Linked DNA regions of Homo sapiens: region 1 is linked to region 2. A link is an interaction called in ENCODE POLR2A ChIA-PET data of the cell type or tissue named here. Cell type or tissue: Caco-2. All regions are shown on one strand. Links, peaks and the distances in the headings refer to the core of each region. The heading gives the core; the rest is flanking DNA.

Region 1 (14,919 bases), core at 4,603-9,602, 280 kb before region 2:
ATGCTATTCATTCTCTTAATAATTAAAACAAAATTCAGTGTAAATCAAATGTGTAAATCAAACATGTACCAGTCAAAACTGAGCTTCAGGCAGTATAGAAATATTCCATTCTACAAACTTTTTTTTGTTGTTGTGGTTTTTATCTCAGGTTGAGACTTAAGGGAACATTTTCAAAATAGTGTAAGATCTGGTTTCACAATTCTGTGACAGAGGACATGATTTTATTGTTGAAGTTAAATTTTAAGTTATTGTAGCTTTTTTTAAAGTAAATTACCCTAATGCAGTCATATGAGCTGATGATGCTATGATTTGTGTCACTGCTCTGTATTTTTCAGTACCAAATAATTCCTTTGTTAAACTCATTTTCAGTAAATGAGCCATTGTTTCCCCAAGGGTAATGATTATTTCCCCTATATATAGTACAAAGCCTTGAGAAATAGATTTTTAAATCTAAAATATGAGTTAATGATTGGAAAAGGCTGAAATCATCACTGTGTCAACTGTATGTGTGAAAAGGGCAACTGCTGTGTTTGCTGCCTAGGCTACAATATAAGATACTATGTTTACAAGAAATCCAATGACAGCAAGGCTTTAAAAGTGAGGTCTTTCAGTTTAGATGCAAAAAGGGTGGTTCTGTTGAGTCAACCCAGCTATTTCACTACATAGTTTCGTAATGTAAACACCTAGAATGAGGTAGCTGGAGTGCAAATCTAAATGGCTTGTGACAGTTAAGGAAGTACATAGGCAACAGTTACTGGTTTTCTTGATGCAGCTGATATCAGTATCTTCAAATAAATCACTGACTTAAAGTACCTCAGCAGGAAAGACATTAAATAGGGACACCGTAATGTTTAACTGGTATAGGTGCTGAAGGTCTAGTTATCAACATCTATCAGCTTGTCTCTGTAGGTGGGCAAACTTTAAATAACTAGTTTTTGTACCCTGATTTTCTTTTCCTCTTAAAGTAGATACTCATTCTTGAAGACAATCTGTTTCTTTCAATGCTAATGTAAGTGCTTATAACCACTTGTGACATGTTCTCTACCCACCGATCCACTAAAAATGATGAGAGTTTCGAAGATTCGGGTCATGTCTTAGTTGCTTCTTCAGAGCCTAGCCTGGTCCCATGATGGGTGCCTGTTGGTTGCTGAATTGAAAGCTTCTAGGCTGGGCATGGTGGCCCATGTGTGTATTCTCAGCTACTCAGCCTACTTAGGAGGCTATGGCAGGAGGCGCTTTTGAGCCCAGGTGTTTGGGATTTTAGTATGCAATGATTGCTCCTGTGAATAACCACTGCATCTAGCCTGGGTGACATAGCAAGACCCATCTCTATGTAAAAAAGGAAGAAAGTTTCCAATGCTGAGTTTGTATGTGATGGTGACTCTGAAAGAAGAGTACCGTCAGCAGCCAGGCGCCATGGCTTACACCTGTAATCCCAGCACTTTGGGAGGCCAAGGCAGGTGGATTGCTTGAGCTCACGAGATCAAGACCAGCCTGGGCAACATGACAAAACCCCGTCTCTACTGAAAATACAAAAATTAGCTGGACATGGTGGAGTGTGCCTGTAGTCCCAGCTACTTGGGAGGCTGAGGTGGGAGCATGGCTTGAGGCCAGGAGGCAGAGGTTGCAGTGAGCTGAGATTGTGCCACTGTACTCTAGCTTGGTCAACAGAGCCAGATCCTGTCTCAAAAAAAAAAAAATAAAGTACTATAGTTGGTTCTTGCCATTATGTATTAAAAGATCCCGATTTCTTCACACACTGGCGGAATTTTTATGAGAGGACACTTGTTATTATTTATTATTATTATTATTTAGACCCAACCCGATGGTATTGGTTTTGTTTTCTTATGTTTGGATTTTTTATTTTTTTTTAAGAGTGAGAGCTCTAATCTAAAAATAGTATATGGTAACCAACTATGTCCAGAAATAGTCCTTTATTTTGAAAAGAAATAGTCCTTTATTTATACTGTTTTCTATAATCTACATAAAGTTAAGAATGCTATTGAACTGTTTAGGGAAATACCCTTTTCTTTGCAGTACTGTGATCTATGTTAGAAAAATAGAGATCCAGTTAATAGAAACTGTGTCCAAAGTCTTATCTAATATATCAAAACATACCAAAGTAGTCTGCGATGCTAGAGTAGAAAAAAAAGTTCAATTCTAAGCTCTTTATTCTGTTTTATAAACGTATGAATAAATGGCAATTTAGTGTATACTAGAGATCCTTTTTCAAATTAGTGAACAAAGAATGGTTTATTCCAGTGGTATGGTGGCATATGTTTAACAACAGGCTCTCTGAAAAATAAAAAAGCTGTAGTTTAGGGTTTGCTGATCTCTGTGGTGTAAATACTATAATGGCCAATTTCAAACCACTAATGTGAAGTCACTAAATGCTGAATTGGAGAAAGATATGCACTAGCACGCCCTTATATGGTATTTTCATCATACAGATAAAATAGGTGTTAGATAACCTTAAGAGCATAAATCATAATAAAATAACTAGGGAGTGATGATTCCTAAGTATTTGTTACCTTTGTTTTAAATATGATTTATTTTATTCTAAGTTTATATAACATAGTTTTTTATGGTTATGTTTCACAGTCAGCTTACAAAATTCCAGAAAAATGTAACTGTCATGAGCAGCATGCACCAGTCCCAGCACACTGGTTTATTTTGTTGGGATACTTAGCAAGCAGTGGGGAAGAATAAAGTTTATATTCATTATATACAAAAATGAAGTCCAAGTGGATTAAAGATTTTAAGAAACAAAGCCAAAAAATAAGAAAATATAACTTTTTATAATCTTGGAGGGAAAGACACTATTGACTTTAAAGCAAGAAAAGAACATCAGATTTGTCTATGAAGACATCTAAGATGTGTATTTGGTAAAATATACCATAAAAAAATGCCTAAAAGAAAAAGCAAAATCTAGGGAGAGGATATTAGCAATATATGTGAAAAATAAAAGTTAATATCTTTAATATTAAAAGAGCTCTCTTTTTTACTTTTTAAAAATAGAGACAGGGTTTCACTATGTTGCCCAGACTGGTCTCTAACTCCTGAGCTCAGATGATCCTCCTGCCTCCGTCTTCCAAAGTGCCGGGATTACAAGCATGAGCCACCACACCCAGCCTAAAGAGCTCTTAAAATCAACAAGAAATACACTTGAAGAACCCAACAGAGAATGGGCAAAAGCTAGAGAATGGGCACATAGAAGAAATACAAATTGTTAAAAAACATTAAAGGATTTCACTTTCGTTAATAAACATGCAGAAATAGATAACACTTTTAAACTGCTAGATATTTTAAAGTAATAATCCTAGTTGTTGCAGATGTAGTGAAACACACACACACTCAAATTTTTTATGATAGCATGGATGGATGGAGTCTTGATTGGAGAGCAGTTTCGCAAAATTGAATGCACACGCTCTTTGGAGCAATCATTGACCTTAGATACAAAGATATATTTATAAGGATGTTCATTTACTGTTATTTATCATCCTCCCAGATTGAAAGCAACCTAAATGTCTATGAGTAGTAGAGTGGTCATCTTTGAAATATACCCACAATTTATTAAATGAAAATCTGTATCAGTGACCACTTAAGATGGGGTCTGGCTCTGACACCCAGGCTGGAGTTCAGTGGTGCAATCATAGCTCACTGCAGCCTTGAACTCAGGCTCAAGCGATCCTCCACAGCCTCCTGAGGGCCAGTTAGTTTTAAATAGACTCCTGTAGTAATCAAGTTGCTGAGAGTTGGAGGTTGATGTACGAGTTTATCCAGTTTCAGTGTTTTACCATTCTGTAATTCTATGAGCTATTTTTAAAAGGTGTCTATAACCTTAAAGTTAGAAGCAAATTGAAAAAAAGACATTAAAAGAAAAATGGTCTTGAACGAACCCAGAGATGATTTTTCTGCTGCCTTAGTTATGTATGATTCAACAGTGCTAGTGACAAAAGTAGCACCAGCTAATTTGTGTGATATTTCAATGTCACTTGAGTTTCTAACGTGAATTTGAGAGTAATATAAGTTATTACATGGTTTGTGGAGGCCTCAGCTGTAAGACACTTCATGGTATCTGGATGTCTTCTAAATACCACAGAATACGAAAGTGGCTAATGAGAGTCTGTTATTCCTTAAAACTAGAAATGCAATTTTATTTCCTTAGAAGTTTTATTTTGTAACTTGAAGATAGAGGAGACACAAAGAGGTCATTTTGTCTGGTATACTAGATTAATGCCCTAGTAATTGGTGATTTCTACCTCCAGTTTTTCTGTACAAATTTCTCAAATCATTATTTCATATATATATACATATATACACATATACATATATACATATACATATATAATATATACATATATACATATACATATATAATATATACATATATACATATACATATATATAATATATAATATATACATATACATATATATAATATATACATATATACATATACATACATATATACATATATATACATATATATATATATTTTTTTTTTTTTTAAGAAAACAGTGCCATCATGTCAGCTTTAGTTCAAGCAGTTGCTTCCTCTTGCTGGACTTTCCATCCATCTAATCCCTGAGCTGGGGTTCCAGACCTGGAGGTGCCTTCTGACACTTAAAAAAATGCCATGTACTTTAGTGGGGAAAGTTTCGGAAGTGTTGCCCGTTAAAACTGCATAAATAAGACTGGGATATTAAAGTGTCAGAAAGAGAGAGCGAGAGTTATAGATGGAGCAGCCTGTTGGCATTTTTCTGAGGATGTCTAGAATGGTGACTCCATAGTCCTCATTTAGTGGCTTAATTCAGACTTTTATTGCCCTCATGATCAAAAGAGTTCTGTGTCTAATACTAACTTTTTGACCATTTCCTATCATTTGGTTCTCTTTTTCTTAATGTAAATACCATTATTGAACTTCATATAACACTTAGGAAGCTGCTGAAGATGACTGAAGTTTCTTAAAATGACTGTATAGATTTTTAGTCCTTTTAAAAATCAAAACCTGGAATTGTACAGTGTTTTAAGAAAACATTTTTAAAATTTACTATAATGCATGCTGTTCAGATAATGATGAAAAGTTTAATATTAAAGCCATGTGTATTATAATCTGAGTCACACAACAAACCATAGGATAAATAACGTTTTTCTTTTTTGAGACAGTCTCATTCTATTGCCCAGGCTGTAGTACAGTGGTGCAGTCACAGCTCACTGCAACCTCTGCCTCCCGGGTTCAAGCGATTCTCCTGCCTCAGCCTCCTGCATAGCTGGGACTACAGGTGTGTGCCACCACATCCGGCTAATTTTTGTGTTTTTAGTAGAGATGGGGTTTCACCATGTTGGCCAGGCTGGTCTCAAACTCCTGACCTGAAGTGATCCACCCACCTCAGCCTCCCAAAGTGTTGCGATTACAGGCGTGAGCCACTGCACCCTGCCGGGATAAATAACTTTTATCAAAAATTATTAAATTAAGACAGATTGACGATATTTTTATTTTTTATTTTGGTTTTTGAGACAGCTCTGTCGCCCAGGTTGGAGTGCAGTGGCACGATCGTGGCTCACTGTAGCCTCAAGCTGCCCAGGCTCAGGTGATCTTCCCATCTCAGCCTCCCAAGTAGCTGGGACTATAGGCGTACACCACCATGTCTGGCTAATTTTTTTGTATTTTGTAGAGATGGGGTTTTGTTATGTTGTCCAGGCTGTTCTCAAACTCTTGGGATCAAGCTCTCCGCCCACTTTGGCCTCCCAAAGTGCTGGGATTACAGGCATAAGCCATGGCGACTGGCAACATTTTTAGTTTTAAGAAGTCATTTCTTATCTTTTTCTCTTTGTTACATTGTTAGTCTGATAACACAGTGAGAACATCTTAACCTCAAATAAACACTGTTGAGTACTCTCAATGTTGGATACTTCAGTTTATAGTTTAATATGGCATCCAAGAGGAAAAAGAATTTAAAATCGAGGATGATTTATATATATACACTTTTTTCATCAGTCTATTCATTTTCTCATCTCATTTCTCGGGGTTTGGGTTTAAAAAACAATCAATTTTTTGAACTGTTTTGTAAAAAGTATTCACTAAAATTTAGCTCTCCTGAGGGGAGGTAATTTTACCATCTGATAGTTCTTTTATGTTTTGTCTCTGTTTACATAAAGTTCCTAATTCCTGTTCTCCAAAGATACTGCTTATATAGTCAAACTTGTAGAAGTTTTATTCCCTCACCCTCATAAAAATTCAATTAGTAATATGGAACACCTTATTCCTCACTCTTTATTCTCTGGAGCTTTGCGACAAATAGGAGGTTAGCAGAAAAGAATTGTGACAAAATGAGAAAGGCTTAGAAGTGCATTTGGAAGCTAAGAATAATTAAACTGAACGAAATGAGACAAGAGTGTTGATTTACCTGTTGAAAAACTGCAAGCCTTGACAAAAGGTAAAATAATGTTTTATGGAAAACCTACCAAAGTAATGGGTCTGTTCTTTAGCCCTTTGAATAGTTTAAATAGCTGTGATTTCAGTTCAGTAGTTGGGTGAATGTTCAGGTTTGAGATGTCAAAATAATCTACTGAACATAAATATACGAGTTTGCAACACTTTTAGTGATAATTTTTCAGGAACATAGTAGGCTTATCAAATTTGCTGATCAGAGGAAGTCAAGAAGGATGGCTAACATAGTAGTTAACAGGTATTCAGAGAGCTGAATTTAGAGTCATCTTTAAGTTAGCAAACTTTTTTTTTTTTTTTTTTTTTTTTTAAAGAGACAAGGTCTCACTGTCTTGAACTCCTGGACTCAAGTAATCTTCCCATCTTGGTCTCATGAGTAACTAGGGCTATGGGCATGTAACACCAAGCCTGGCTAATTTTTTTATTTTAAAATATTTTGTGTAGAGACGAGATCTCTCTGTATTGCCCAGGCTGCTCTCAGACTTCTGGCCTCAAGTGATCCTCCTGCCTCTTTTCCCAAAGTGTTGGGATTATATAGGCTTGAGCCACTGCACCTGGTAGTTAGCAGACTATTTATTGAAGGCCTGTATACTAGGCTTTGAGTCCTGAGGGTAGACTGGGAACAAAATTAATATCATATGAAGCAGGTAAGACAGACATTTAACACATTATTTTTTAAAAAAAGTTTTTCAGGGATGGGGTCTCATTATGTTGCCTAGGCTGTCCTTGAACTCCTAGGCTCAAGCAGTCCTCTTGACTCAGCCTCCCAAGTAGCTGGGACTACAGGTATATGCCACTGGGCCTGGCTTAAACAAATCATTTTAAATGTGCAGTCTTTTAAGATAGTCTACCTAGATTCACATTCTGCTGTTTTTTATTGGCCATGTGCCTTTCGGCAAATTGCTTTACTGCTTTGTGTCTCAGCTTTCTCTTCTATAACATAGGGGTTATAATGGTACCTATCTTAGGTTCTTATGAAAATTAAATGTGATAATGTGTATAAAATGCTACAGTGGCTTGCCTGTAGTCAACACTCAATAAATATTAGCTGTTTTAATTGTTATCTCTTAGCACTTTCCATCTTTGTTTTATGGAGAAAAACAGTGATTAATTAGAAAATCCTAATTTAACCTAGTCCAAATTATAAGGTCAAGGAAGCTTCCTTGACATAATTCCTACCCGGGAGAAACTTATACTTGAATATTTATAAACAAATTGCAATAAAGATATATAAATACAGATAAGTACAGAATGGTTACTGTGGGAAGATATAGATGGGATACCAAGGGCCTCAGTTTGTACAATTCTGATGTGACAATGTTTACATTATGTTATGAATGGTACCCCCCTGCAGTTGGCAGTGTAGTTTTTTTCTAGGCAGTGTAGGCCTGATTAGGGGAGTGATATTTGAGTTAAATTTTGATGATGACAGGGGATGAGGGAGAAGGGCAGCTCAAGCAGAGGGAATTTCATGTACAAAGTCAGTGAATAAGAGATGGCAGTGTTTGGGGACCTGGAATTGGTTCATTATGGTTAGAATGTAGGATGAATGTGATCGCTAAGAGATGAGAACAAGAGGTTGGATTATGAAGGACCCTTTTTGCTTTATTAATACCTTGAGATTTTATCTGAATCTGGGAAGCTATTGAATGACTTAAATGATTAAAATGATCAGATTTATTTTTAGAAGGTGGCTCAGGCAATACTAAGAAGAATGGTTTGGAGTAGGAACAGGTCTAGAAGCTGGGAGAAGGTAGTTGTAGTAGTCTAGGTGAATGTTCCTCCTAGTGTGGACCCAAACTTTATTACAAATTGGCAGTGATAAATAAAAACATTTCTCCTTATCCCATAACTTGCTTGAGGCTCATTACTAGATATTTAGAAACTTTCATGGCAGTTTGACATGGTTCATGGTATATAACCTTTGTTGGGCCTTCAGTGTTCTCTAGCAAGTCTTAGACTTGTCTCAAGTCAGCTCATTTCTCCACTGCTCACACAGCTATTTCTAACCACTACCACTTTCCTCAAGTTCCTACTCCACCTCTTCCTCAGTTTCTACAGATGACTTCATTCCCCTATTTCACAGAGAAGATAAAGCCAAGGGATGCAGGAACTGGGTAACTTCCTGTTACACCCACAGACGAAGTTATGTCAACGTAGCTTTCCTTTACTTTTCAGTCTCCAGATCCTGTTCTCTTCCAGTTTTTCCAGAGGCTTTACTCCACTATTATCTTCTTTCAGGTGTTCAACCTCTGCCCCTCTCCCTTTCCTCTTACCCTGTAAACTTACTGAAACCTCATCCCTAAATTCAACCCTCATCCTCTAGATTACCAGTCTAACCTCTTTCTTTCCCTTCGCAGCCAAGGTCCTTGAAAATGTAGTTGTCCATCACTGTCTCTGCCTCTTCATCTTTCATTTATTCACAGTCCACTGTGCAGTCATTTCTACATATACCATATACCATACAGCCCAAACTGCTCTGACAAATACATGACCTGTTATTAACTAGCAGTTAAGTACCAAATCCAGTGGGCACATTTCAGTCCTTACGATTTATGTTGCATGTACTAATAGTTTGTTCTTGTTCATTGTATTAATATATCACAACTTTAAAACCCTCTTCACCTGTTGATGGACATTTAGGTTGTTTGCAGTTTTTGGTTATTACAAATAAAATTGGAATGAATATTCATTTACAATATTTCTGTGGACATAGGCTTTCATTTCTCTTGGGTAAATACCTAGGAGTGGAATGACTGGTTCAAATTATATGTTCAAGCTTAAAAGAAACTACCAAACTGTTTTCCAAAGCAATCGCAATTTGCATTCCCACCAACAAGGTATAAAAGTTCCAGTTGCTTGTGAGCATTTGGTGATATCCAATTTTTTCTTCCTAATTTTAGCCATTTTAATAGGTATGTAATACTGTTTATAGTGGTTTTGCATTTCCCTAATAACTCAAGATGTTGAGCATCTTTTCAAGTGCTTATTAGCTGTCTCTGTATCCTTTTTTGTAAAGTATCTATTCAAGCCTTTGCCCATATTTTAATTGGGTGGCTTTCTTAATAGTAGGTTTTGAATGATCTTTACATATTCCGGATATAAATCCTCTTTCAGATACGTGATTTGCAAATATTTTCTCCCAGTCTGTAGTTCCTTTTTAAAAAAATTCTCCTGAGTGTCTTTTGCAATACAAACATTTTAATTTTGGTGAAGTCCAGTTGATCCACTTTTTCTTTTCAGATCATAACTTTTGGTGTTAAATCTAGAAACTCTTTGCCTGACCCAGGTCATGAAGAATTCTGCGTTTTCTTCTAAAAGTTGTATAGTTTAATGGTTTACACTGAAGTCTGTATTTCATGTTTGGGTTAGTTTTTGTACTAGATGTGAAGTTTAGGTAGACCTTTATTTTTATTTTTATGTTTTTTACAAAAAGAACATCTATTCATTTATTGAAGTTTTAACAATTTTTATGTACATGGACAATGCTTGCACACAAAGTCAGCATTCTAATGCACTTTCATGGAGTCAAATTTGCAAAACATGCATAAAACAAATTAGAACTCTCTAACAGTCTCTATGCAATTTATATCTCCAGTATTGGAAATGATGTGAAGATTAAATACATGGCACAGAGAATTGTTTAAAAAAAAAAAAAGGCTGACAATTAAAAGTAGTGGAAAAAAATTTTTAAAAGAAAAAACTAAAAAAATTCAATATATAAAAAAACTGGCATTAGGGATAGATTTGGGCAGTTAGCATGGAGATAGTTCATAAGATCTGGTCAAACATGATGCAACTATCCTGTGATGGTGACTTTTGGGATCTTAGATGTTAGAGATTGAGACTTTGGGGATTTTGCTCTTTTGGGATTTCAACACTGAGGATTATGGCGTTCAAAATTGTGTCTCGGTATTGTGATCCAAACTGTAGGTAGACCTTCTTAAAATATATATATATATATATATGGTCTGGGCATGGTGGCTCACACCTATAATCCCAGCACTTTGGGAGGCCATGGCAGGTGAATCACCTGAGGTCAAGAGTTTGAGACCAGCCTGGCCAACATGGTGAAACCCCACCTCTACTAAAAATACAAAAATTAGCAGGGCATGGTGGTGCACGCCTGTAATCCCAGCTACTCAGGAGGCTGAGGTAGGAGAATTGCTTGAAGCCGAGAGGTGGAGGTTGCAGTAAGCCGAGAGGGAGCCACCACACTCCAGCCTGGGCCACAGAGCGAGACTCCGTCTCAAAAAAAAAAAAAAAAAAATATGGATGTTCGATTGTTCCAATACCATTTGTTGAAAAGTTTGTCCTTTCTCCATTGATTTGCCTTTATACTTTTCTCATAAAATTAATTGGCCATAGTTGTGTGTCTCATTTCTTCTTTAACCTATAGATTGCTTAGAAGTGTGTTTTTAATTTTCTTTTTTTCTTTTTAGTCAAGTGCAGTAGTCAGAAGGGGGAAAGAGTAAAATAAGGAGTTGTATTTGGAACTGACTGAACAATCAAGGGAACTTAATATCTTCAGATGATCCTGTTTTTAATTTTCAAAAATGATATTTGTTTTTAGGTTACTATCTTGTGATATAATTTTGTTGTGATTAGAATATGTGGTTTGCGTGATTGATACCATTTTGGGGGGGAATTTGTTGAGATTTACCTTGTGGCCTTGTATGTGATCACTATTTATAAATATCCTTTTGTTTTTAAAACGTATATTTATTCTGCAGTTGATTAATGTTTTGTATATGTCCACTAAAGTTTGCTAATTGTATTTTAATTTTTAAAATTTTTTCTATTTTTTAGAGACAAGATCTCTTTCTGTTGCCCAAGCTAGAATGCAATGGCATGATCATAGCTCACTGTAACCTCAAACTTGTGAGTTCAAGTGATCCCCTGCTGCAGCCTTCAGAGTAGCTGGGACTATAGGCATGTGCCACCACACCAGGCTAATTTTTAAAATTTTTATAGAGATGGGATCTCACTATGTTGCCCAAGCTGGTCTTGAACTCCTGGGCTCAAGCGATCCTCACGCCTCAGCCTCCCAATGTGCTGGAATTACAGGTGTAAGCCACACACCTAGCCTTTTTTGATGTGTTTCTACTATAGTAAGTACCACCCAATCAAGATACAGAACATTTTATCACCCCAGAAAGTTCACTCAAGTAAATTCTACCATGCATCCCCCTCCCCCTGCCCTAGGCAGCCACTTTTTTGGTTTCTGTCATCTTTGATTAGTTTTGCTTGTTCTTAGATTTTATATAGATAGAATCTTACAATATGTATGTACTCTTATGTGCGAGGCTTCTTTCACTCTACATAATGTTTTTGCAATTCATCTATGTTGCTTGCACATATCAGTGTTTTTTTCTCTTTATTACTGAATCATATGTCAGTGTATGAATATAGCACAGTTTGTTTATCCATCCTTCTGTTCCTTCCAGTTTTAGACTATTCTTACATAAGTCTTTTTATGGATATAAGTTTTTATTTCTCTAAGGATAAATATCTAGGGATGGAATTGCTGGGTTGTAGAGTACATATATATTTAACTTTATTAAGATTGCCAAAGCAGTTTTCCAAAGTGGCTTTACCAGTTTGTACTACTACCAGCAAAGATGAGAGTTCTAACCCACTTGCAAATCCTTGCAAAATTTGATGGTCTTTGAATGTAGCCATTTTAGTGGGTGTGAAGTAGTATCTCATTTTAGTTTTAATTTGCATTACCATGATGGCTAATGATGTTTGCCACATTTTCATGTATTTATTGGCTGTTGGCATGTCTTTTTTTTTCCTGAAAATTCTGTTGAAGTTTTCCACCCATTTAAATGATTGGTTTGTCATTATTATTATTATACTGTAGGAGTCTTATTTCTTTTTCTGAATACCAGCCTTTTGACAGATCAATCTATTGTATTTTCTCCTACTCTGTAACTTACCTTTTCATTTTGTAAATGATGTCTTTTGATGAACAGAAAATTCTATTTTGAGAAGTTAAGTTTATCAACTTTTTCTTTTATTATTAGTACATTTTTTGGTTCAGTATAAGAAATCTTTGTCTAGCTGGGCATGGTGTTTCGTGCCTGTAATCCTAGCATTCTGGGAGGCCGAGGCAGGCAGATCACCTGAGGTCAGGAGTTCGAGATCAGCCTGGCCAACATGGTGAAACCCTGTCTCTACTAAAATTAGAAAAATTAGTGAGGCATAGTGGCCTATGCCTGTAATCCCAGCTACTCAGGAGGCTGAGGCATGAGAATCATTTGAATCCAGGAGGCGGAGGTTGCAGTGAGCCAAGATCGCACCACCGCGCTCCAGCCTGGGCAACAGAGCAAGACTGTGTCTCAAAAAAAAAGAAGAAATCTTTGTCTAGTGCCAAGGTCATGAAACTATTCTCTTTTATTTTTTCTGGAAGTTTTAAGGTTTTAATTTTTATGTTTAGGTAAGTTTTCCATCTGAAATTAATTTTTTTTTTTTTTTTTTTGAGACGGAATCTCGCCCTGTTGCCAGGCTGGAGTGCAGTGGTGCGATCTCGGCTCACTGCAGCCTCCACCTTCCAGGTTCAAGGATTCTCCTACCTCAGCCTCCTGAGGAGCTGGGACTACAGGCACACACCACCATGCCCAGCTAATTTTTATATTTTTAGTAGAGACGGGTTTCACCATGTTGGCCAGGATGGTCTTGATCTCTTGACCTTGTGATCCTCCCACCTCGGCCTCCCAAAGTGCTGGGATTACAGGCATGAGCCACCGTGCCCAGCCTGAAATTAATTTTTGTATATGGACTAAGATAAGGGTTTGAGGCATTTTTGTTGTTTTGTTTTTTAAAATACTAATTTTAAAGTAAAATATTAATTTTAAAGTAAAATACTAATTTTAAAGTAAAACACTATTCTAAAATACTAATTTTACCTATTCTCACAACATCCTTCTTTAAGAAGATTTTTTCACCCTTATTGAATAGCCTTGCTCCACTGTGGAAAATCAATTGACTATATAAATATAGTGAAATTCTAAGCTTTTCTGTTTCATTAGTCTTTTGGTCTAGTCTTATGTTAATGCCACACTGTCTTTATATACTGTAGCTTTAGAGCAGGATTTTTCCATCTCAGCACTATTGACATTTTGGGCCTGATAGTTCTTTGCTGTGGGAGGGTCTCCTATGTATTATAGGATGTTCAGCATCATCCCTTGCCTCCACCACTAAATGCTAGTAGCCACTCAGTAGGTGTGATAATCAAAAAATGTCTACAGACAGTACCAAATGTCCCCTAGGGAACAAAGTCACCCTCAGTTGAGAAACACTATTTTAAAGTAACTCTTGAAGTCAGATAGCGTAAGTCTTCCAACTTACTTGTTTTAATTCAAGATTATTTTGGCTACTCTAGAAGCTTTGTGTTTTCATATCATTACAGAATTAGCTTGTCAGTTTCTTTAAAAATCTGTTGGGATATTTATTGGAAGATGTCAACTCTGTAGATCAAATAGAAGAGAATTTTTAAGAAAGTTGAGTGTTCCATTCCATGAACATGGTATAGCTCTCCACTTTTTTTTTTTTTTTTTTAACAGCCTTTGTCAACCACTCTGATCTCCATTTATTATAGTCTTTAATTTCTCTTGGCAGTGTTTGGGAGCTTGCATTTTAGAGGCCTTGCACATGTTTAGTTTATCACTAAGTATTTAATATTTTTCGATGCCATTGGAAATGGTATTTTTATTTTCAGTTTCACTGTCCAATGTCATTGACTAGTTGTAGGCACTCCTGTCCTGCCTTCAACCTTACATTCACTTAAGGCACCATGTTACTTGAGGGCGATCCCTCTCAGCAATCCTGCTGTATCCTACGTGAAGGCTTCATCAGAAAGAATTGGCAGAACAGGTCTGGAGAGCCTCAGGTTTTAATTAATTAAGTCAAATATCTTCAGCCAATGAAAGGTTGCTAAAAGATTATTTTGGTTTCTCTTGCCCTGCTTTCAGCATGCAGTTTACTCTTCTTTCCACTGTGACCCAGGGATGAAAAGGGCTTGGAGTGTTTTCTCTCTTAGCAAGGGCTTCTCTTTCTCTGGAGTTTAGTTCATTTACGTTCTTTGAGTTCTCAGCTTTCTTGTATACAACCACCCAACTAACCAACCAACCACCCAACAAAAAGTATGATTTCATTGCTTATCTAACCTTTTCTCCTTGTTATGCAAAGTGTCATATTTCTGTGTTCTAACTGGAAGTGGTTAACCAGTTTTCTTTGTTCTGTGTTTTGGTAGATGTTTTAACTTCTTTTTTATTTTTTTATTTTCAGCATTTCTGTTCTTATATTTTATATGTCTCTGATATACAGCATACATTTAAATTCAGCTTTTTAATCTAGTCTGACAATCTTTTAAGGGAAACACTTAATTCATTTCCATCAATTGTGCTTACTGATCTTCTTTCTTCTTCTTTTTCTTTTTTTTTTTTTTTTGAGACAGGGTTTTG
Region 2 (14,919 bases), core at 3,587-8,586:
ACCTCGGCCTACTGAGTAGCCAGGAGTACAGGCAGGTGGCAGCACACATCTCACCTCATTGTTTTTAGATTTATCCTCTGATCTTTTCTAGTCCTTTCTTCTCCCATTCTTATTGGGAGGGAAGAGGAGAGTAGGGCTGGGCTCCCTCTCAGGAAAAAGAAAGGAAAACAGCCATCCTATAGCTGTTCTTCCCTGAAAAATGGTGACAATTTCAGGAACTTGGGACAAGGCTGGTGCCAAGAAAGGGGAAGGTCAGGAAGCCCCAGCCGAAGCCCAGGTAACCTGCACCAAGAACACTGGCCGGCACCCCCGACCCTGGCTTACTGCATTCTCTCCTGAAGCTGCTTTTACTTTCCTTCCTGAAGCCAGACTCTCGGTGGTGCTCAAAATAAACACTGGCACAGACTGCTCTGGAGGCTGGAATCTTTAGAAAGGAAGTGCATCCTGTCCCTCTGGCTCCTGGGAAACTCCTAGACTGGCTGGATTCCCAGTAGGTTTGGTTGGAAGTCTGGGATCCTGGGAACCTTGACAAGAAAGTAACTGGAATCTGACTGGTAGATCTCTAGGGTGATCTGTTCCTCTGGCCCTCTCTAACTGGTTCCATGGGTTTGCTTGTCTTCCTCGCTGCCCTGAGTGGAGCTGAGTCTCAGGGAGGCTGATGAGGTGACCAGGGCAGGAGTCTGGGAGACTGCCTCCAGCCCTGGTTCCTGCTATAGTAAAAATGGCAGGGAGGCCAGACGCGGTGATTCATACTTATAATCCCAGCACTTTGGGAGACTGAGGTGGGCGGATCGCCTGCGCTCAGGAATTCGAGACCAGCCTGGGCAGCATGGTAAAACCCTGTCTCTACCAAAAAAAAAAAAAAAAAAAATTAGCTGGGTGTGGTGGTGTGCACCTGTGGTCCCAGCTACTCAGGAGGCTGAGGTGGGAGGATCACTTGAGCCTGGGAGGCAAAGGCTGCAGTGAGCCGAGATGGCACCACTGCACTCCAGCCTGGGTGACAGAGTGAGACCCTGTCTCTAAGAAAAAAAAAAAAAAAAAAGAAAGCAAAATGGCAGGGACTTAGCCTCTGCCAGGGAGCAGTGCTTGGGCTTGTCAGGGAGAGAATGAGTACGGTCGTGTTTCTGCTATTGTCTCCTCCTGGGCTGTCTCAGCTGGTTCGTGTCTTCTCTTCCCTCTCCCATGTACAGCACTGAGATTATGAGGCTCTGGCCTCCACTGGCCACTCACTCGTGACCCTTTCCACCACGGCGGAGCCTTCCAAGCCTACCTCCTGCCGTGTGGTGATCTACCTGCAGCGGGAGATGTCGGGGGACACCTGCCTGTGCCCAGCCTCAGGGGCCAAGCCCAAGCTCAGTGGCTTCAAGGGAGGAGGGTTGGGCAACAAGTATGTCCAGCTCAACGTGGGCGGCTCTCTGTACTACACCACTGTGCGGGCCCTGACCCGCCACGACACCATGCTCAAGGCCATGTTCAGTGGGCGCATGGAGGTGCTGACCGACAAAGAAGGTGAGGCACTGGGGCTGCCGCTCGGGGTGGGGAGGGCAGGAGGAGTTCCCAAGGAAATGACCAGATCTAGAATTCAGTCACTTTTCCTCTTCACTTTATGTAGGGTGTCTTCACCTGGAGTCCCTAGTAGAGCTTCAGAATTCTGTGAAATTGTATATGGAATGCTGTGTTTATGCATTTTCCAGGAAGAAGAGCCATACTTTTAAAATATTTAAATAGGACAAGATTCTCATAGGAGCCGTCACCTTAAGACTGGGCAGCGGGCAGAAGGCCGGCAGTGGCTGGTGGTTTCTGTGTTGGGCTGGGCCTGGTACCCTGAGCCTAGGCCCCTGTGGCTTCTACAGCCTGGAGGGCTGTATCCCCCGTGGGATGTGCCAGTTCTGGGTTTCAGAGAGGAAGGGTGAAGAGCAGCCATGGGCCTGAGTGCTAGAACCTCCATCCCCGCCTCTGTCACCCTGCGTAAGGGCTTTGTGCTCGTGGACCCCCTTCCCTGCCACCTGCCGCCAGCTTGTCAGGTGGCCTTTGCCTGCCTCGGAGGTACCTGGCGGCAAACTAACCCTGTAGGGCCTTCTGCACCCCTAGGCTGGATCCTCATAGACCGTTGTGGAAAGCACTTTGGCACCATTTTGAATTACCTCCGAGATGACACCATCACCCTCCCTCAGAACCGGCAAGAAATCAAGGAATTGATGGCTGAAGCAAAGTATTACCTCATCCAGGGGCTGGTGAATATGTGCCAGAGTGCCCTGCAGGTACATGGGTGGGGCGGAGCAGGGCGGGCAGATGAGGTCAGGAGTTGCCCCCTTCTTGTGGGATGGAGGACTCTGGTTCCTGGCAGGTTGTGTGGGAGGCGTGGTTGATGAGTGCAAACCTAATGAGACAAGTGAGATGCCACCCAGGCCCACCAACCTGGCAGCCAGGTGTTCACACTTGGCAGCGTGAGTAGGCCCTGCTTCTGGTTTCTATGCTTTGCTACCCGGATTTTAGGGGGTTTTTCTGTTTTTGCTTTTGTTTCTGTTTTTGTTTTTGTTTTTTGAGACAGGGTTTCACTCCTGTCACCCAGGCTGGAGTGCAGTGGTGCGATGTCAGCTCACTGCAACTTCTGCCTCCTGGGTTCAAGTGATTCTCGTGATTTGGCCTTCAGAGTAGCTGGGAATGCCAGCATGCGCCATGGCACCCAGCTAATCTTTGTATTTTTTGTAGAGATGAGGTTTCACCATGTTTTCCAGGCTAGTCTCGAACTGCTGGGCTCAAGTGATCTGCCTGCCTCAGCCTCCCAAAGTGCTGGGATTGCAGGTGTGAGCTACCGCACCCGGCCTGGATCTTGGGTTTTCTAACTGGGGGTCTGCTTTCCAGCTGGCAGTTTCTATTGTCAGGGGCCTCATGATCTGTATCTGACACTTCCTCACCAAGCAGCGGGTGGCCATGGCAGAGGGGCTCCAGAGGTATACCTCGATAAGCCTGGGAAGCAGAAGATCCTAAAGAGGGTTCTCTGTTCTGTGTCGCACAGGACAAGAAGGACTCCTACCAGCCTGTGTGCAACATCCCCATCATCACATCCCTAAAGGAGGAGGAGCGGCTCATCGAATCCTCCACCAAGGTACCAGGACCTCTGAGGGGTGCGGGCCGGGGATGCCAGTCCCCTGGCCTGGCCCCTCACTCTGAACTCCTTCACAGCCCGTGGTGAAGCTGCTGTACAACAGAAGCAACAACAAGTATTCCTACACCAGGTAGGGTGCGTCACAGGGCTCAACAGACACTGGGCAGCAGACCCAAGGAGTACTGCCTGTACTCCCAGCACGGTCGGCGTGGGTCTGGGCCTGGGTCTTGGAACTGGCTGTGCCAAGTTGGGGAAAAACAGAAAGTAGAAGGGAAATTGGGACAGAGGCCTTTGGAACTCAGCAGGGTGCCCTGGCTGGGATATAAATGATTGAAGGTGAAATGCGCCCTCAACGTGTATCACGAAGGCAGCATGGCAGGTGTTTTCACACGTGTCATCCTACCGGGTGGAGGGGATGCTAGGAGGCCGGTGAGCTGGGAGTCCCCCAAGCCAGCCTGTGCAGTTCACACTGGGCCGATTCCCTCCCCACACCCTCCAGGCCATGTCCTCTCCATAGGCCACAGTTAGGTAGACGCAGGTGGCTGCAGGTTCAGAGTCCCAAACCCTCCCTATGATTCCCTGTGGCCAGGCATATTGCCACTGTCACCCCCACAGTAAGGGAAGGAATGCCTCCCACTGACATAGCAGCCTTGTCTCCTTCCTTCCAGGGTTAGTGAGGGGAGACCTCCTTCCTCAGCTGTCCCTACTTTGACTTAAAACCAACTGAGTTCCTTTTCCTCACAGGCCCCCCAACCCAGAGGGTACCCTATGATCCTTTCTCTCCTGGCCCCCTGGCATCTTGCTTTCATTTCGGCAGGACAGGATGGGGGAAGGGAGGGAGGGGAGGGCCCCACTTGTCTAGCACCCTCCCTTGGACTGGAACCTCACTCCCAGCCGCTTGGCCCTCATGTTTTTTTCAGCAACTCTGACGACCACCTGCTGAAAAACATCGAGCTGTTTGACAAGCTCTCCCTGCGCTTCAACGGCCGCGTGCTCTTCATCAAGGATGTCATTGGTGACGAGATCTGCTGCTGGTCCTTTTATGGCCAGGGCCGTAAGCTGGCAGAGGTGTGCTGTACCTCCATCGTGTATGCCACGGAGAAGAAGCAGACCAAGGTGTGGGGGATTGCCCCTGCCTGGGTAGGGGAGGACACACACCCACTGTGCGGGGGACGTGGTCGGGCTGTGACCAGCACGGAGCAAAAGGGGCATGGACTTGGCTCTTTTTTCCAAACACGGTAATGGTGCTGGGCAAGGACAAGGCCAGAACAAGGGGTGTGGGGAATGGACGGGAACTGCTTTGTTCCTGACAGCGCAGGGCAGGGGCCGTTGACCACCAGGAAGTAGCCTAGTACAGTGGGAAGGACTGGGTCTTTGAAGTTGGCCCAATTCAGGTTTGAACGCTGGCTCACACCACTTGCCAGTTTTCTGACTTTGGATAAGCCACTTAAGCCATCTGGGCCTCAGGTTCCTCATTTGCAGACATGGGGATGATAGTATGAATTTAACGAGATATGAAAATGATACAACTCTTTGGAGCAGCAGTGTGGTGTAGAAACAGCTTGGGCTTTCGTGTTAGAATGCTGTTCAGATCTCCTGTCTGAGCCAGGGACACAGGTGGGCACAGCACTTGAGCCCAGGAGTTCAAGACCACCCTGGACAACATGGTGAAACCCCGTCTTTACAAAAAATAGAAAAATTAGCCAGGCATCGTGGCACATGCCTGTAGTCCCAAGTACTCAGGAGGCTGCTGTGGGAAGATCCCTTGAGCCCAGGAGTTTGAGGCCAGCCTAAGCAAAATAGCAAGATTCCACTTCCAAACACTTTTAATAATAATAAAATAAAATCTCCTTACTGGCCCCAACCAGCTGGGGGTTTCTGGCTAATCAACTTAGTGCCAGGTACACAGGAGGCATTTGATAGGTGACAGTCATCACAAACTCAGGTGGCCCCTCTCCCCCAGGCTGCAGTCAGTTACCCCAGAGAGTAGCTGCCTCCTGTGAGTGCAGGTCCTGGAGATGATACGCTGGGGTGGATGGCAGGTCATCCAGGAAGGGCCATGTGGGTGTGAAGAGCTCAAAGTAGCCAGACTTGCCAAGCAACTTGTCGACCCCCAAACTACTCCAGGTGCCTCCAGCTGGGAGATCTGCAGAGGGTTTGGGGAAGGCCAACTTACAGGTGGCCCTGCTTCCTTCTGCGGTTTTTGGTGTAGGGGTGGGAGGGAGGGCGACAGGTGGTTCCTGACCCTATCGGTGGTGAAAGGGTTCAGGGGCAGGTCTCCAGTGGCTGGTGATGCTGCGACGGAAGTGGCAGCGCACCTGGCATCTTCTTAAGTGTGTTGTCTTTCATGAACTCGTGTGACCCCTCACAACATGCCTGTGAGACACGCAGGGCTAGAGCCACTCTCCCCATGTGACAGATGAGTGAACAGAAGCTCAGTCCAACAGAGCAGGTCTGGCTAGAATTCAGGTGCTTGACTGCCTTCCCTTTCTCCTTCCTCCAGGCAGGTCATGCCGGTGACACACTGCGTCAGGCAGGCAGAGAAAGGCAGCATAACCACTCAGCATAGCAGCTGCTCTGTGTATGCCTCTGCTTGGTGGTTTGCTGTGTGCCAATCTTCTGCTAAGCAATCACATCTTTCCCGTAATGTTGACAGCAACTCTCAGGGGTTGAGCTGAACCAACCTTTTGTACATATGGGAGCTGCAGCCCAGAAGGGTTCAGCCCAAGGCTCCACAGCTAGCAAGTGGTAGAGCTGTGTTGGGACCTAGCTCTGGCCCACCCTCTATGCCCACTAGTCCCTTGGTCTCAGGCTGGGGCAGGGGTGTGGAGGATGTTGGTCTTCCCTGTCCTCATGTCTGTAGAGTACATCCCCTCACCCCGCCTTCGGAGGGAGGCTGGCTTTCCCTGGAGACGGACCGCCACCTGTTTTATGAGAGGTAGCGGAGGCCTTATGGAGCCTCAGGGCCAGCCGCTCTGACGCATGGCTTCCTCTTGAAGATGAAACCTTGCTCCACCTTCTTCCTCCCTAACCCCAGGTGGAATTCCCAGAGGCCCGAATCTATGAGGAGACACTCAACGTCCTACTCTATGAGACTCCCCGCGTCCCCGACAACTCCTTGTTGGAGGCCACAAGCCGTAGCCGCAGCCAGGCTTCCCCCAGTGAAGATGAGGAGACCTTTGAACTGCGGGACCGTGTCCGCCGCATCCACGTCAAGCGCTACAGCACTTACGATGACCGGCAGCTCGGCCACCAGTCTACCCATCGCGACTGACCAGACCCTCAGGGAGTCAGGGCACGGGAGGCCCTATCTCCCATCCTGTGGAACCCGCCCCATTGGCCACCCCATGCTGCTGCTGCCTGGGTCTCTGCTCTAGCACCCAGAGGCATGACAGGCCCTGCTCAGAGGTCAGAGGGTCTGGGCAGAGGAGGGACCACATTCCCCTGCCTTGCCCCTGAGCACTTCTGGAGACTGCGTCCTGTCCTATCTGCTCACCATCACCCTTCCTGCCCGACGGAGCTGCTTCTGCTCCCTGGGGCATATGGACTGACCCACCTCCTGCTGAGAACCTTCCCCTAGGCCCTGTGCAGAAGGCTACTGCCCCTTAGGCCTCAGCTGGGGGAAAGGCAGTTCTGGTGCTGTAGAGGCCCTGGTGCAGAAAGTGGGACGTCTTTTTTCCTAAGGTGTTTAAGCACAGGCTTGATAAGTTTGGTTTTTAAAAAATAATCTAGGAAATGAATAATTCTAAATCTAGTAATGAGGAAACTGAGCATTTCTTTTGCCCTCCAGGGTGCCAAGACCCTACATATGACAGAACCCTTGGCCCTTCTCCATGCCTGTGGGATCTGTTTCTTTAAAGCACTTTGTACTGTTATTCAGGAGGTTGATAATCTCCTTGACCCATGTCTTTCTACCCTAATCCCCACTTCCCTGCAGAATCAATCTGAGGGAGGGGATAAAGAGGAAGCAATAAAAAAAAAACATCCGACAGAGCAGCTCTGGCTTTGCAGCCTGGCCAGCAGCTCAGAGTGCACCGAGGAGGGAAGGATGGCTAAGCTGGGACCGGCAGTCCTCACAGGGTGCCTGTGAGAAAGGACATTTTACCCCCACATCATAGTCACATCACTGACTCCTAGGTCTAGCACGACTGCTCTTTGTGATTCTCTTGAGTACCCTTGGCTTCCAGCCATGCTGTCCTCACATACGGTAAAGCCAAAGAGCTGTCACATGGGCCAGAAACATGAGCCACGGCAGGAAGACCGTGGAGCCCGTGGGCACTGCATGGTGTTGGCTGGCATGCCCATCAGCTGAGGACAGCAAACTCCCAGCAGCCCCTACAGAGGTGGCACATGCTTGGCCACACATCTACTCCCTGCCCACACCATCTATGCTCTTGGTTGGTGCTGGCTGGGATGGCGGTTCTGCCCAGTGGTGTCTCTGAGCGCGGGATGACAGGAGCAACCGAAGCACCCTGAAGGCCTTCACTCCTTGTTGGGTAACTCAGCCATGGAGATGCCAAGCACTAGCCAGGAGGTGAGTTCCTCTTTAGGGCTTTGGTTTTCATTCCTTTTTGTTTGGCTTGGCCAAACCAGAATTCAGCTTATCTGAATTATTTTCCAAAGGAATGCTGTCAGGGAGGGACTGTTCTGCCAGCCTAACAAAGCAACGTAGCCACGTATAGTACCCACTTTCTGCTCTTTGGAGAGAACACAGGTTATCAAGTTCATCTCTCTTGACTACTCTTATGATAGCTGATGCCACAGAGCCTATGGGCAAATGCCAGACCCAGGGTTAGACACAAGGACCTGAAGTGACATGACGGCGGGACAGGGGAAATGTGACTTTCTAATTAGGCATTTTATGTTAGTCACAGTCTTGAATGTATAAACAGCACTAAGACTCTCAGGTCAGGTACCTTGGTGATCAGCTACTAGTTCTTCCAGCCCTCATTGAGGTAACAAGATAAAGACAAATCCACTTCTTTGGCCAAATTCAGGCTTTGGCTTTATGACTTTCCCACAGAGACTGGAATGCGTCAGCCTGAGACCACTGGCCTATTTTCTCAGCTGCCCTCTTGAGGTCCTTTAACACTCAAATTCCCAGCTCCCCACTGAGGTGTTGTGATGCTTGCCTTTTGACCTCCCCATCCCCTTTAGTCCCTGCTTACTACTTTGACATTCACATCCTCAGTGTCTCAGTCTTTTTTGCCGAGAAAGCACAGTAGTCTGGGACTGGGCATTTATCTTCTCTGACTGAAAATCTCTCCTTGGTCTTAAGGAAAATACTAACATTGAACTCACTGACATGATCTTAGCTTCTTTAATCAGACTTTGTGACTTAAAAGTTTGGGGGTTTTCTTTGAAAGTTTCCAGCCCTATTCAGAAAGCAACTCTTGGCTGTGTGCATTTTTCAACTCCAAGCAGCCCAGGGGTAAGTAAACAAAGTATGGATGAAGGTCAGATTTTCTTGTCAGTTTCTGAGAAACCTGGCAGCCTGCTGTTAACAACACAGGCCAGTATTGGGTTTTATTGAATTTGGTATGTGACCAAGGTCGGCCTAAAGGATGGCGCAGGTCCTGGGCAGGAAAGAATTTTTCCTTTATCACATAACTGTAATATTTGGTTGCTCAGCATAAGTGATGGAAGCAAACACTAATTTCTAATAAAATTGTGTTAAACTCAATGGTACAGAGCCATGTTTACAGTGAGCAGGCCTTGACCAGCTTGCGGCCATGGGCTGAGTTCCTGTGCTTCTGTTTATCATCTGACCTTGTGTTCTAGCCAGGTCGTAAGCGCGACTGTACTGTTGCCCTGCAACCCCAGCTCCCCCTGGAGGACTAAGGACAAGAATAACAAGGGCTGGAACTGTGATTTAATATTAATTCAAGAAAACTACCTCTAACAATCACTGCAGTGGCGGAGGAAAAGAAATCCTAAGAATTGGGGCAAGATGCAGCACAATTCATCTCTGGCTCTTGGAAATCTGAGAGAAGCTCAGGAAGTAGCTTGACTTAGTCATCAATCCATACCTAAAGCTGCTCCTCAGCCAAATTCCTGCATTTGTGGTCTGGATGCTTGGCAGAGTCATGCTGAGGGCTGGCACACCCATTGCTCCAGGAAACCCGACTGGCTTGCCTCCCTCCTCTCCTGGGCCTAGCGAGGCCAGAAATGGCAATGGTCGGTCAGTGCTAAGAGCCAGGCCACTCCGACCCTGACACTGGCCTCCCTCTCTGCATTTGGCAGAAGGTAAAGTGAACAAGAGTCCAGTCCAGCACCCCCGCCAACTAGCTGAGAGGCACAGTGACCCTAGGAGATGTCCAGCCAGCCTCCAGGCTGAGAGGGAAACAGGCACATGCCCTACCAGGGGGGCAGCTCCCTGGAAGGGCAGCAAAGAAAGCAGTCAAGGGCGCACACTGGGTCAGAAGGGGAGCCTGAGACTCTGGGAGCAGAAATGGCAAGGGTGGCCAAGCGTGCACTGGTTTACTGATCAAACCTCACGTGACAGGCCAGGAAACTCCTCCAGGCCTGTGGCAGCTGAACACAGTTCCTTGGTGGAGAGGTTTACTGGAACATGGTGTAGGCAGGGCTTATGAGGAGGCCAGCCTTGGAGGTGTCCCACATGGGTCTTCTGAAGAAAAGTTATACCACCCCTCCCCACAAAAAGAACCCCACAATCAAATTAAGAGACCCACTGTGGCCCATGATGGGGAGAGAAGAGTTCTGCAGCAATTGTGGGATGAGAGTTGTTCTTCCCGGTGACCAAGCCTGGGCACTTGGGGCCTCAGCTGGCCTACCAGTGAAGGCCTGAGGGTGGTGTCTTCTCATCTTTATTGCTTTCCAGGGAGAAGGGAGGAATCCGAACATCAAAGTGGGAGCCATCAGGTCTTTCAAAGCGGAACGTGCCCCTACAGTCAGAAAGAAGCTGGTTTAGAAGGAGCCAGGGCTGAGGCCTCCTAAGGATCTGGATGGCCCCATGCCCTCAGCTGCCAGCCACAGAGGACATGTGAGCCTGAGCTCTCTTCTATCTCTAGCTCATGACAGGATGACTGGTCCAGAGACCCAAGAGCCCCTCATGGTTATCCATGAAAAGAAAAACACAGCTGCAGTGGCTCACGCCTGAAATCCCAGCATTTTGGGAGGCTGATGCCAGCAGATCACCTGAGGTCACCTGAGGTGGGGAGTTTGAGACCAGCCTGACCAACATGGAGAAACCCCGTCTCCACTAAAAATACAAAATTAGCCGGGCGTGGTGGCGCATGCCTGTAATCCCAGCTACTCGGGAGGCTGAGGCAAGAGAATGGCTTGAACCTGGGAGGCGGAGGTTGCAGTGAGCCAAGATTGTGCCATTGCACTCCAGCCTGGGCAATAAGTGAAACTCCATCTCACAAAAGAAAAAAGGAAAACACAGCTGTCCAGATTCTGGCCTTTAGATACATACTGCATAAGCTAGCCAACTGCATTTTCAGGTAAAGGAGTGAAACACCAAGGGAAAAAACCCAACTATACAAGCAATTCTGCAGCATCAAATCACCAGACCTCTTTAGCCTAAGTCCTCAGTCCACAAATCACAGGGTACTGGGAAACAGGCGGTAATAGAAAATCAGACAAGTCCCACACAACAATATAGCAGATAAGGCTCCCTCTAAGAATGTAACTTGGCCCAGAGTTAATGGCAAGCTCTAAGCTCTCACTTTTCTGACCTACAGCTTCTGTTTGTGGAGCTGGGTGGCCCCTACTGCTGTGCACACTCACTCACCACATGTGCCCACTGGAAGCCTGCAGCGAGACGTGGCTGCTATACTGGAACGCAGGCTGCTCCTTGGATAACACTGGTTCCTGTAAAGGTTTAGGCAAAATGGGTCAGGCCAAGCCCCAGGGACATGTTTCCTGCACCCCAGGGTTACATGCTGACTGCCAGTTCATCAAGACTGGATGTCCCCTACCCAGCCACCACCACAGCAGGCACTCCCATAGCATGATACACTTCCTGCCAGTACCTCCTCCCATAGATGGCCATTTGGCTGGGCCTTTTATGCTGGCTCTGGGAAAGATAATCTCAGACTGAATGTCCGAAGGCACTGGGCAAAGGACCTCCTCTGCAGCCCGGGGAACACAGTGAGACCCCATCTCCACAAAAAAAAAAAAAAAAAAAAAAAAAATTTAAACTAACCAGGCATAGTGGTGTGTGCCTGTAGTCCTGCTACTCAGAAAGCTGAGGCGGAGGATTGCTTGAGCCCAGAAAAGTAAACTATGGTCGCACCACTGCACTCCAGCCTGGGTGACACAGCGAGACCCTGTCTCTAAAAACAAAGGACCTCCTGTGGAGATATCCCCTCCAGTGTCCATTCACACATGCTGGCGGGGACCACGGCAGGTACTCTGCAAACCTCTGCTGCTTTAATTCTCCTAATGATCATAAGATAACTGGTGTGATCCACATTTTAGGAGTAAGGAACTAAGATTTTGGTTAAATAACTTGCCGAAAGTTATGCTAATATATAACTCAGCTGGAATTTGAAGTGACTACCTAAATCCAAAGCCTTGTTCTTATTCACTTGCCCAACTGCCTCCCCAGTCCTCGCTGACTTTGATAAATGCTTGTTGAATGTGGCCCCTGACACCAGTACTGCTTGTGACTTTATTTCTCAGGAGACAGGGTTGGGTAGGCAGGGATTATAAAATCAGATCTCTTCAAGGACCAGCAGAGGATGTAAACATGTAAAGGGGCAAAGAGGCAAGACCACAGGGATTGGTGGGGGTGTGTGCCCCACCTAACGACATTCAAATTTTAGTTTTTAAAAGACACTATACCAGTTTTAAAAACTACACAAGTTTTGACTTCAGACTCACTTGGGTTTAAATTGAGGCCCTGCCACTACTAGCTATGGGACCATGGGCTGGTTATTTAACTTCTCAGTCTCACTCTTTTCATCTATGAAATGGGTTTCAAGAAACATATCTCATGTAGTTGTTTTAAGATTTCTAACCCAAAACAACACAATGTATTCACAAAGTGAGCCTCTGTCTATAACAACAAAGGAGAAGGAAGCCATGCGCTAAGCCCCCAGGCTTGCCACACAGGACCAGAATTACTAGACCAAGGATGCTCACCCTGCCCACTACCCCTCGGCCTCGCACTGTCTCCAAGGTGCCAGAGAGACTGAATATCCTCCAGTGCCGCTCCCGGAGCTGTACCACATCACTGTCAAGGTTCTCCAAACGGATACAGTAGCGCCACTGAGGTGGGTGTGGGAGAGAGAGTTTAAAAAAAATAAAATTTGGGTAACCCTCCTCAGAATTCTGTGCAAAGCAAAAGTCAACAAAGCTGACACATGCACTGCACAGGTTCCGCTCTCGTCAGAAGGTGGGCTCCCCCACCTCCACCCTGACCCCCAGGCACACCCCACAAGCTCCCCTTCTCCCAGACAGTGACACTCACCCAGTACACGTGGGAATTCTGGGCTTCCTAGGGAGAAAACAAAAAGAATTTAAGTCCCACAGGGCAAGACCAAGTGTGTTCCAATCAACATCTCTCCAGTGCAGTTGATGTATTCCAGGAAGGTTGCAGACAGACCAAGCTGAGAGTATCTGTGGGATAAGGGTGATAGCTGAACCATGGCCTACACACCCACAGGGAGGCAACATCCCTGTATCCACTCCTGGCCTCCCCACTCCTCATCCCTTCAAGATCACCAACAGAGCTGGATGCCAACAGAAATCAGTTACAGGGCTCTTACCTTTTTCACTGCCCTCCTCACCAGCCCTGCCCCCTATCCTTGCTGCCCTGAGCCCCTGTCCTCCTCCTGTCTCCCATTACTGTCCCTTGCTATAATACTTTAAGTTGGCCTCCTCCACTACTATAAGGTCCTGGAAGACAGGGACGGTGTTTCATTTATATTTGTATCCAAGCATGCACTGACTATACGTACTTTTCTGACCTATAGCTTCTGTCTGTGGAGTTGGGCGGCCCCTACCACTGCACATGCTTACAGCCAGGCGATGTGTAAGTGTCTATAATGTGTAAAAAGTGTTATGCCTACACTGCTTTAAATAATTATGTGTATATTCTTCATAAACATGGCTCCCTTTGAGCAAGAGGGAAGAGACAGGATAAAGGATTCCTTCCTGGGACCTATGAGTTTTCCTGCCCGCTCTAGGTCTTGGTGTCAGCCACTGTCTAGAGGCTACTCAACCCCACCCAACACATGCCACCACTTGGAAGCAGAACCACAGGGACATGGTTTATATTTAGACTCCCTTCCCCCGGCAGTCACCTTAAGGACACCATACACCTTGGGGCCTACCCCTGCTAGAAGGGGTCCAGGCTGGCCACATACCCTCATGCCCATGTAGAAGGGGATGACAGTGACACGTATGTTCTCAGTTGTTTCCCGATGAACATCGGAGAGCTCCAGCCAGGGGTGATTCTTCTCTTGCCAGGCCCTTAGCGTCTCCCGAGCCACAAAAGGAGGTGCTGGGGCAAGATACAATTGGTTAGTCCAATTGTGTGTTGTGGATACAATTGTATCTAGTCCAATCACACAATAGTCCAGTGCGATTGCCCCTCCTAGAAAACCCTCCCTAGTGGTGGCCCAGGCAAACAAGGTGCTCATACATGAAGCAAAAGTTCAGGCTGGAAGAAGGCACAGGACTGCTACCAAGAATAAGCCCTGAGGAGCTAGTGTGATACAATGGGAAAACAATCGGACTGGCAGTTAAGAGCCCTGGTTTTCAGCCCTCACTCTGCTACTAGCAACCTTGAGTCCCTTGTCATCATCCCTGATCCTCAGTTTCCATATCTGTAAGGAAATAACTGCCATCTGTCATCTGTCAGGTATGACACCTATGAGGCATGACAGCTCTAACAGGAGGTTGAAAAGGGTTGTGGAAATAGAGCGTTGGAATTATTTCTTTTTTTTTTTTTTTTTTGGAGACGGAGTCTTGATCTGTTGCCGGGATGGAGTGCGGTGGCATGATCTCAGCTCACTACAACCTGTGCCTCCCGGGTTCAAGCAATTCTTCAGCCTCAGCCTCCCAAGTAGCTGAGACTACAGGTGCACGCCACCACACCCAGCTAATTTTTATATTTTTAGTAGAAACAGGGTTTCACCACATTGGCCACGATGGTCTTGATCTCTTGACCTAGTGATCTGCCCGTGTCAGCCTCCCAAAGTGCTGGAGTTATAGGCGTGAGCCACAAGCACCCGGGCCTTTTTTTTTTTTTTTCCTGAGATGGAGTCTCGCTCTGTTGCCCAGGCTGGAATGCAATGGTGCAATCTCGGCTCACTGCAACCTCCACCCTCCTGGGTTCAAGTGATTCTCCTGCCTCAGCCTCCCAGGTAGCTGGGATTACAGGCGCCCACCACCACGCCCAGCTAATTTTTGTATTTTTAGTAGAGACAGGGTTTCACCAGGTTGGCCAGGCCAGTCTTGAACTCCTGACCTCAGATGATCCACCTGCCTGGGCCTCCCAAAGTGCTGGGATTACAGGCGTGAGCCACCGTGCCCGGCCCTGGAATTATTTCTATGATATTCTTTGATGAAAAGGCCCTCCCATTCCACCTCCCCTTCTTGAGAGAGATTACCTTTTGTCTGGTCATACAGAAGAAATCTTTCAAAGAGTTCATGTTGGATGGGAACCTGATCAGTGGAGGTGTAGGGGAGGATGTCTTCATGGCTGACATAGTCCAAGCCTGGCACAGAGATGCAAAAGACAGTGGTGAAACTCACAGGAGAGGAGAGAGATGGGGTTGAGAAGAAACATTAACTGGCCTTGTTCCAGTATGGGATAACCCTGATATCATACCTCT

What was found. Peaks named below come from ENCODE experiments on the same cell type or tissue, not always from the same donor. Only the 100,000 strongest peaks of a DNase experiment are listed, where the experiment ranks them.
Region 1: POLR2A ChIA-PET joins it to region 2 with 10 read pairs; 2 of 35 experiments call an interaction of 5 or more read pairs at or near these places.

What each region holds. Positions count from the first base shown.
Region 1 is chr17:28,057,439-28,072,357 of GRCh38, forward strand. The region is part of intron 1 of NLK (nemo like kinase); the gene reads left to right. Among named protein-coding and RNA genes, the nearest start is that of NLK, 22 kb to the left of the region's middle. RefSeq lists enhancers at 748-797, 858-957. In Caco-2, for the core only: no CTCF peak of the experiment used is centred there; no DNase peak of the experiment used is centred there.
Region 2 is chr17:28,338,218-28,353,136 of GRCh38, forward strand. It overlaps TNFAIP1 (TNF alpha induced protein 1), which reads left to right. Exons shown (of 7, transcript NM_021137.5): 2 at 1,191-1,509; 3 at 2,092-2,261; 4 at 3,020-3,109; 5 at 3,187-3,239; 6 at 4,030-4,225; 7 at 6,147-8,792. The coding sequence starts at 1,305. The coding sequence ends at 6,383. POLDIP2 (DNA polymerase delta interacting protein 2) reads right to left here. Exons shown (of 11, transcript NM_015584.5): 6 at 14,695-14,802; 7 at 13,447-13,583; 8 at 12,549-12,575; 9 at 12,221-12,346; 10 at 10,866-10,945; 11 at 8,416-10,014. The coding sequence ends at 9,900. It overlaps LOC124903963 (a long non-coding RNA gene), which reads left to right and starts at 10,013. Exons shown (of 2, transcript XR_007065687.1): 1 at 10,013-10,112; 2 at 10,816-11,281. RefSeq lists enhancers at 5,971-6,474, 6,978-7,481. In Caco-2, for the core only: no CTCF peak of the experiment used is centred there; DNase peaks (open chromatin) are centred at 5,139, 5,575, 5,964 and 6,376.